Regions from separate parts of the Homo sapiens genome. Here region 2 is linked to region 1. Evidence: chromatin contacts called from ENCODE Hi-C or POLR2A ChIA-PET data. All regions are on one chromosome and are shown on one strand. The core of a region is the stretch at or near the end of the contact, and the rest is flanking DNA. Distances in the headings are between cores, read along the strand shown.

Region 1 (3,346 bases), core at 150-2,649:
CAACTGCACCACCCACAATGTCAAGCTGACCCACGGATTCTTGGAAGGCAGCAATGGCACCTGATAGCACAGCAAGTACAGGGGAACCTGGCAGATGGCATGGACCTGCCTGGCCCCAGGACTCAGCTGTATCAGAGAAAGGAGGCAGGAGTCTACCCTGATGAGGAAGGAATACTCAGGGCAGATTGTGGAGAATGTCAGCCAAGTAATTAATATTTGGGATCAGTGGGTCTCAGATATCTGAATTTTGACATTTCCCAGCTGATACTTACTCATTCATTCACCAAATATTTATAGAGTATCTTCTCTGTGCCAGGCACTGTTCTAGGAGTTGGAGAGACAGTACAGTAGTAAGTTAAAAGGACAAAAATCTGGCTGGGTGTGGTGACTTACACCTGGAATCCCAGCGTTTTGGTAGGCTAAGGTGGGAGGAACGCTTGAGGCCAGAAGTTCACAACCAGCCTGGGCAACATAGGGAGAACCTGTTGCTACAAAAAAAGAAAATAAAAAATAGCTGGGCATGGTAGTGTGCATTTTTAGTCTCAGCTACTTGGAAGGCTGGGGTGGGACCATAAAAAAAAAAGAGCCAAAAATCCTTCTTCTCCTATAATTTCTATTCTTGTGGGAGAGAGAGTGAAGTATATGGCAAGGTGACGCATGCTGAGTTCTATGGGGAAATACAAAGGCGTAGGAAGCACAGGTGTCTATGCAGTATAAACCAGGGTGGTAGGAAGGTTAGGGAAAGCCTCACTGACAAGGTGATACTTAAGCACATACTTGAATATGGTGGTGAAAGAAGCCATACCCATGTCTGGGGAAATACATTCTATGCAGGGGGAACAGAAGGCAAAGGGTGAAGGCAGGAGTGTGTGGACAACCGCCAGGTGGCAAAGTGGCAGAGCCCAAGAGTGATGAGGAGTGACCAGAGAGGGGAGCCAGGAGCTAGCAGTGGACAGGCACACAGAGAGATCCACAGGCAAGCTGACATTTGAGGACATCATTCTAAAACTACAATTATTGGAGCTAGTTGATAAAATCCACTTTCACAAATTTTACTTAGGGTCAGATAGAGGCCCAGGGAATGGATGGAGAAAGCCAACTCACAAGTGTAATTGGCATTCTTGCTCTCAGCCTGCCCTCTAGGACCTTGTATCACAGTGGTGGGGACTGAAAACTAACCACACAGCATGACGTTTGCTAAGAGCTAAGTGTGCAGTGCCGACAACAGATGATACAAGTGCTCCAGGGAGGGATCAGTGTGTCCCTGTCTGCTGGCTGGTTCCAGAGGACTTCCTGAAATGGGCCTTGCCTGACCGGTAGTATCAGTTGTCAGGTAGTGCCTTTAAGACAGCGTGGGACAAGAGCCAGCTGAGAAAGTGCTCCCACTCCAGCACTCCCTGGATGCCCCACATCGGCTCTCCAGGCCAAACAGCTTGTTTCAGCAAATACATCCCATGCTCCTGTCTCCAATTACTTGGCAGCTCCCCTGGCTCTTAATCCTGGGCTCAGCCTCTAGACTCTGAGTTGGCACCTCCCATGTCCTGCTCTTGGGACCAATAAGAGCTCTCACTGCCACCTCCTAGCACTGAGCATGGCAGCTTTCATGGCCCTGCCTTTTGTATCATACTGAGCTTGTCACCTGCTTGCTGCTTCCTGGTCCTGAATCTGCTGGATACAGTTCCTCCCAGCCTGATGTCTTGGTGTTTCACTTGATATGATAATTAAAAATCAGATAAGTGAAAGAGTGAGAAGAAGATGCTGCTTGCAATCAAGGATGCAGAATAAGAAAGCTACAGGAGTTGTTGAGGGAAAGAGGAGTAGACATACCATTTTCCCTAAAGTTAAAAGGCAAATAAAAGGAATAGTGCATCACAGCCTTTCCAAAGGATGCATTCTTTCAAATTAGACAGGCATGCATTTGAAATCAAGTTCTACTTTGTCTCATCAGAGGCTAAGAGTTATTTATCACGTTGAGATTAATTTTTCTCATTCATAAAGTGAGGATAATAATACTTACCTTTCAGAAAAGCAGAGAGTATAAAATAAACTATATTAGTCATTCATGTATATAACAAGAACATGGTAAGCCTGCAATTAAACACAGAGTTGTTTTTGTTTTTTTGCTATTATTATTATTGTTCCTGATAACAGCAAATACCAAAGGATGCTGGGGATTAAGTTCTAGAAGATCTTGATCAAGGAGGTTAAATGTTAGGGTGATAAATAGAAAAGCCAGGACAGAGACCTTCCTTGATTCTTTTGCTAGCCCTGCTAGCTAGGAGTTTCTTCCTTAAGACCTCAGGGTATGTCTGGGTAGAGTTTGCATTGCAATCACTTGTTTCCCTGCTGTTTTCTATCTTCTCATCTGTGCCTGGACAGTTTTAATGGGTCTGTGTGAAGACTCAGACTCAGTGTATGTGACCCAGCTGTGGACAGCCTCTTGTTTCAGAGAATTGGCCTCTTCTCAGAGGGATACCAAAATGAAGAAAACTTTTCCTTGGCAGTTTCTACAAAGTGAAATGCCAGTCCCCAGCCTTTGGATTTTTTTCCCCTTCTGTTCACCCACGCTGTTTATGGAAAATGAATCATGCCACTCATTCACACAAATGGAGAGGTAGTTTGGGGATAAACAACACAACTTCTTGGAATGCCCTTGGCTGCTCATCACACTGCTGTTTTAACCATTGCTGTAGACCGTTGGTTTGCAGAGAGCCTCCTGGGGTATAGAAGGTGCTGCTTAGGTCAGTGGGAGAAACACAGGCTCCTGGCCCATCCACCAGGCTAATTAATCCTGGAGACAGGATTCCCGTCTGTACATTGTTCCTTCCCTGCCATGAATCAAAACCACTGGCTCCGGTCTCCCCAGCACTAGTCCCTCACTTCCTTCAAAAGGGAGAGTGAGTACAAAAGGCCAGGGGAGATGGAAATAAGACAATGCTTCCTGGTACTTCCACCTTCAAATGGAGGGTTCCTAGTGAAGCCCTGAGGCCATTTCCCATGTTATGCATTTCCCCGCCAGTGCCGGTCCCTGCTTCCTTCAGAGACTCTCATTGAGTTTCTAACTCCTGCAAATAACTTTCTTGAGGATCAGCCCCTGCCACACCTGGTCCTGAGAAAGCTTTACCATGCCTGCTCTCCATTTCCTTCCAGCTCCCCCAAGATAAGTTTAAAAGTTGTTCTTATTCCAGAGACTTACATCAACTTGAGAAAATAGGGATGTATGTGTGTATGGCGGTGGTAGTAAGGGCAGGTAACTAGATATATAAATATGGGGACTATACATATATATATGTGTGTATATGTGTGTGTGTGTGTGTGTGTGTGTGTATATATATATATATATATA
Region 2 (3,346 bases), core at 277-2,776, 420 kb before region 1:
GCTTACTTTTTTTTAAAAATACAGTAGAAGCCGGTAACTTTTAACGTATAATACTGACCTTTTAATAAGTAAATTAAAACTGGGACCGTATATACACACACATATACATTCCTACACAGTTAAACAGTGCATTACAGGAACCAGAAAGCTAGGTCTCTGTAGCCCAGAAAAAAAAAAAAAAAAAAAAAAAAAAGTTCATTGAAAACCCTCGCTAGAGGGTGGTGGAACTGGTTGGAGGCGGTGCAGGGGGCGTCGGTGGGGATCGATCAAGTGTCCGGGTGCGGGCAGGGGGCCCCCGAGTTCTAGCACGAGCACTTGCACTCGGAAATGATGGGGTACTGGATGGGAATCCAGCCGCAGCGCTGGCCCCCGCGCCGCTGACAGCGCCACCGCAGCACCGTGAGGTGCACGGACTTGGACGGCTTGCACACCATGCCCTCGGGCACGGAGCACGAGCGCTTACTGAAGCAGCTGCCCACCTTCACGTAGCGCGGCCAAAAGCGGCTGCCCAGGTCGTTCCACGCGTACAGCACGGGGCAGAATGTCTGCGACCACAGCCACATCTGTAACTTCCTCCGCAGCTTCTTGCTTAGGCGCTGCTTCTTGCCCTGGGCCAAGCCCTCGGAGAACTCTAGCCCTTTGATCTCGCTCGGCATGGCCCCCGACGGCCGCTGCCGCAGCAGCTGGTCCAGCTCCGCCAGGTCCTCCGCGCCCCCAGCTGCACCCCCGCCCCCGCCGGGCCGGTCCTCGGGGGGCGAGGTGGCCATGAAGCCTGGGTCGTAGTGGCCCCCGAGCAGCGAGCGCAGCAGCGTCTCGTTCAGATCCTTTTCCTTGGGGTCAAAGATAGGGTCTGGGTGTTCGATGAGGTCCACCAGGGGCAGGTTGTCGCTGGGTGCCGGGCGGATGTGGAGATAGTGCTGGCCGCCGGCCGGTGTCGCCCGCAGCCCCAGGACCACCACCAGGGCGTAGAGGGTGACCCCTAGGCTGGGGCAGCGCTCCATGCCTCTGGCGCGCGCCCGGGGCTGCTGCTTCGTCCCGCGTCCCCGGAGGAGAGCACGCCGAGCCCGCGGCGCCGCCGCGCTCCCCCGTCTCTCCGGAGGCGGCTCACCCGAGGCTGGGCAGGCGCAGGGCCGGCAGCATGAGCCGCCGGGAGAGCCCTTCGCGCAGCGCCGGCTCCCACCGGGGCGGAAGAAAGGCACACAAGTTGGCCGCAACTCCTCTCCCGGGTCTACTGGGGAAGGCGGCCGCGGCTGGGCATCCGAAATTACTCCAGGGCGACCGCGGGGCGCGGGAGGCGCCGGCTCCTCGCTGCCTTCCCGGGCCGGCGGCGGCGCAGGGCGCGTGGACGAGCCGCTCTCCCCTCCTCCTCTCGCTGCTCTTCGTCCGGCCGCTCTGTGCAAGCGCCGCTGGCTGAGCTGGTTCTAGGGGCACTTCCCTCCGCCTGCTCCGGGCTCCGCGGCCGGCTCTGCCCGGCGGACTCCAGCGGCGGCGGCGGCGGCGGCGTCCGCGCACGTTGGCACCGGTTTGTCTGTCTCGCAGGGTCCAAGCCTTTAAATTTCCTGCACTTTCAGCTCCATCACCATGGAAACCACTGACTCTCTCGGCGTTGCCCCCTCCCCCTTCTTCCCCCCAAACAACAACCCCACCCCCCACTTCTCCACCCCCGAGGAGCTGGAGCTGCACAGGCTCCGGGGGAAGCCGCCTGTACTCGCCGCGGAGGCGGCGGCGGCGGCTTCGGCAGCGCCCAGGGCTGTGCCCCGCCGGACCCAGATGCCCCGGGAAGCCGACAGTCCGGCTGCCCGCCGGAGCTCACAGGCGGCGGCGGCGGCGGCGGCAGCGGCGGTGGCGGCGGCGGTGGCGCTTGGCAGGTCTCCGCGCAATTTTCTCTCTCCCCCACCACCCACCCCCCTTCTCCTCCTCCTGCAAAATGCACCGCCCCCCTCCTTTCTCCTGGAGCAATGCAACTGGGGCTCTAGGCGCCCCGCCAGGGCCAGTCCTGGGGAAAGCTCGCGGCGGCGCTGGAGCCGGGCTGGAGGGTGCAGAGCCGGTGTTTGGGGAGGGGGGGCGGTGCTTGAGGTGGGGCTGGAGGGTTTCTCACTAGCTGGGTGCTTTGCACTGGGAGGGGAGCAGCGGGGAAGTGCTGGGGGCTCGTTTCTCGGTGCATGCAGTTCGGAGCAAGAAATTTCTCCATGTGCATGGAGCGTTTTCCCCGAGCGCGTCTTCTTCTCTCCCGGGCTCTTGCTCTAAGTCCCCTCCCCCCAACACACATATATACACACACACACACACACACACACACAGCCCCTACCCCACCCCCCTTTGCACCAGGGAGTCCGAGAGCCGCAGCGTTGCGCAGCGTGATGTAATTCTTAGGAAGCACTCCTGTCTGTCTGCCCCTCGGGCCCACGAGGGGGTTCCGCTCCTCACCATCCTCCTCCTCCTTGGCCGGGTCCTGCACCCTGAGTGGCCTAGCCTCAGGGGCGCGACTGGCTCGCCTGCGGCTCCCCTAGCCCGCCCGGCTCCGCGCGGCCGCCGCTCGGCTCCCTGGGGGCGGCGCGCCCTCTGCTGGCCCGCTATGAGCCCTGCACCTGGCGCTGGCGGGGGCGGCCGTGCGAGGTGGGTCGGCCGCTGCCCGCTCTGCCCAGTTCAGCTTCTGCTTCTGTGTCCCTGTCACTTTGTGTGTGTCTGCGTCTGCTGACTGGTCCGTTTTGGTTCTGGCTATTTTCCCGAAGGTCTCCAGGCCCCCAGTGTAAACAAACTTCCTGAGATTCCTTCTCGGTCCCCTCAAATTTCACAAGAATGCGTGCAGCACCTTCTGCCTCAGGTAAATCGGTCTCTGGTCTCAGTGGGTGCGAGTGGGGACCAGAAACTTGAAAGGTGAGCTGACAGCAGAGGCACCTGAGTCTTGCCCGGGGTCCACCCTGATATAACTCGGACAAGTCATTTTTCTCACTTTTCGCATTAGTGACGTAACTATTAATAGATTTCTCTTCCAGCCCTACCTTTCTGTGATTTTAAATAAACCTCCACGATGCTTTCTCTTGTTCAGAAGCAGTTTCTCTTTGATGGGAGATGGGTACTGAAGGGACACCTCCGGTTAATTTCCCCTTGGACGAGGAACTCAATCTCAGCTTTAAAATGCAAACTCAGTTTTCTTTGTGGTGAATGTGATTGGAATCTGGAAAAAGCTGGAGAAGAGAGACTTGGAGTGGATGACTCAAGTATTTGCCAGTCTTCCATGGAGTGGGAGTTAAGAGGTCCCATTGTGACAACCTAAATCGCTTAACTTTCTTTCCCCAAAGATCTGGTTTTTCCTTTCAACCTGCCCCACCCCAACTCCCAAAGT

The links. A loop is a pair of places that touch in the nucleus more often than their neighbours do. ChIA-PET counts read pairs that join two places held with the same protein, here RNA polymerase II (POLR2A). Pooled maps may share reads with other maps.
Region 2: a loop to region 1 is called in a map of gastrocnemius medialis, with 5 times the contacts of the local background. The contact joins the promoter of NOG here to the enhancer-like site in region 1. A Hi-C loop is called at or near these places in 1 of 168 maps with a recorded cell type or tissue (gastrocnemius medialis) and 1 of 50 pooled maps. POLR2A ChIA-PET finds 5 or more read pairs at or near these places in 1 of 52 experiments (AG04450).

The regions. Positions count from the first base shown.
Region 1 is chr17:56,170,789-56,174,134 of GRCh38, reverse strand. The region is part of intron 1 of ANKFN1 (ankyrin repeat and fibronectin type III domain containing 1); the gene reads right to left. Among named protein-coding and RNA genes, the nearest start is that of ANKFN1, 19 kb to the right of the region's middle. Within about 2 kb of position 1,399, at least 5 of the 41 ENCODE cell types and tissues checked have a DNase peak (open chromatin) inside an H3K27ac peak, as active enhancers do; they include gastrocnemius medialis, where a contact is called at or near this core.
Region 2 is chr17:56,591,879-56,595,224 of GRCh38, reverse strand. It overlaps NOG (noggin), which reads right to left and starts at 1,526. Exons shown (of 1, transcript NM_005450.6): 1 at 1-1,526. The coding sequence starts at 1,001. The coding sequence ends at 303. RefSeq lists a silencer at 2,464-2,673.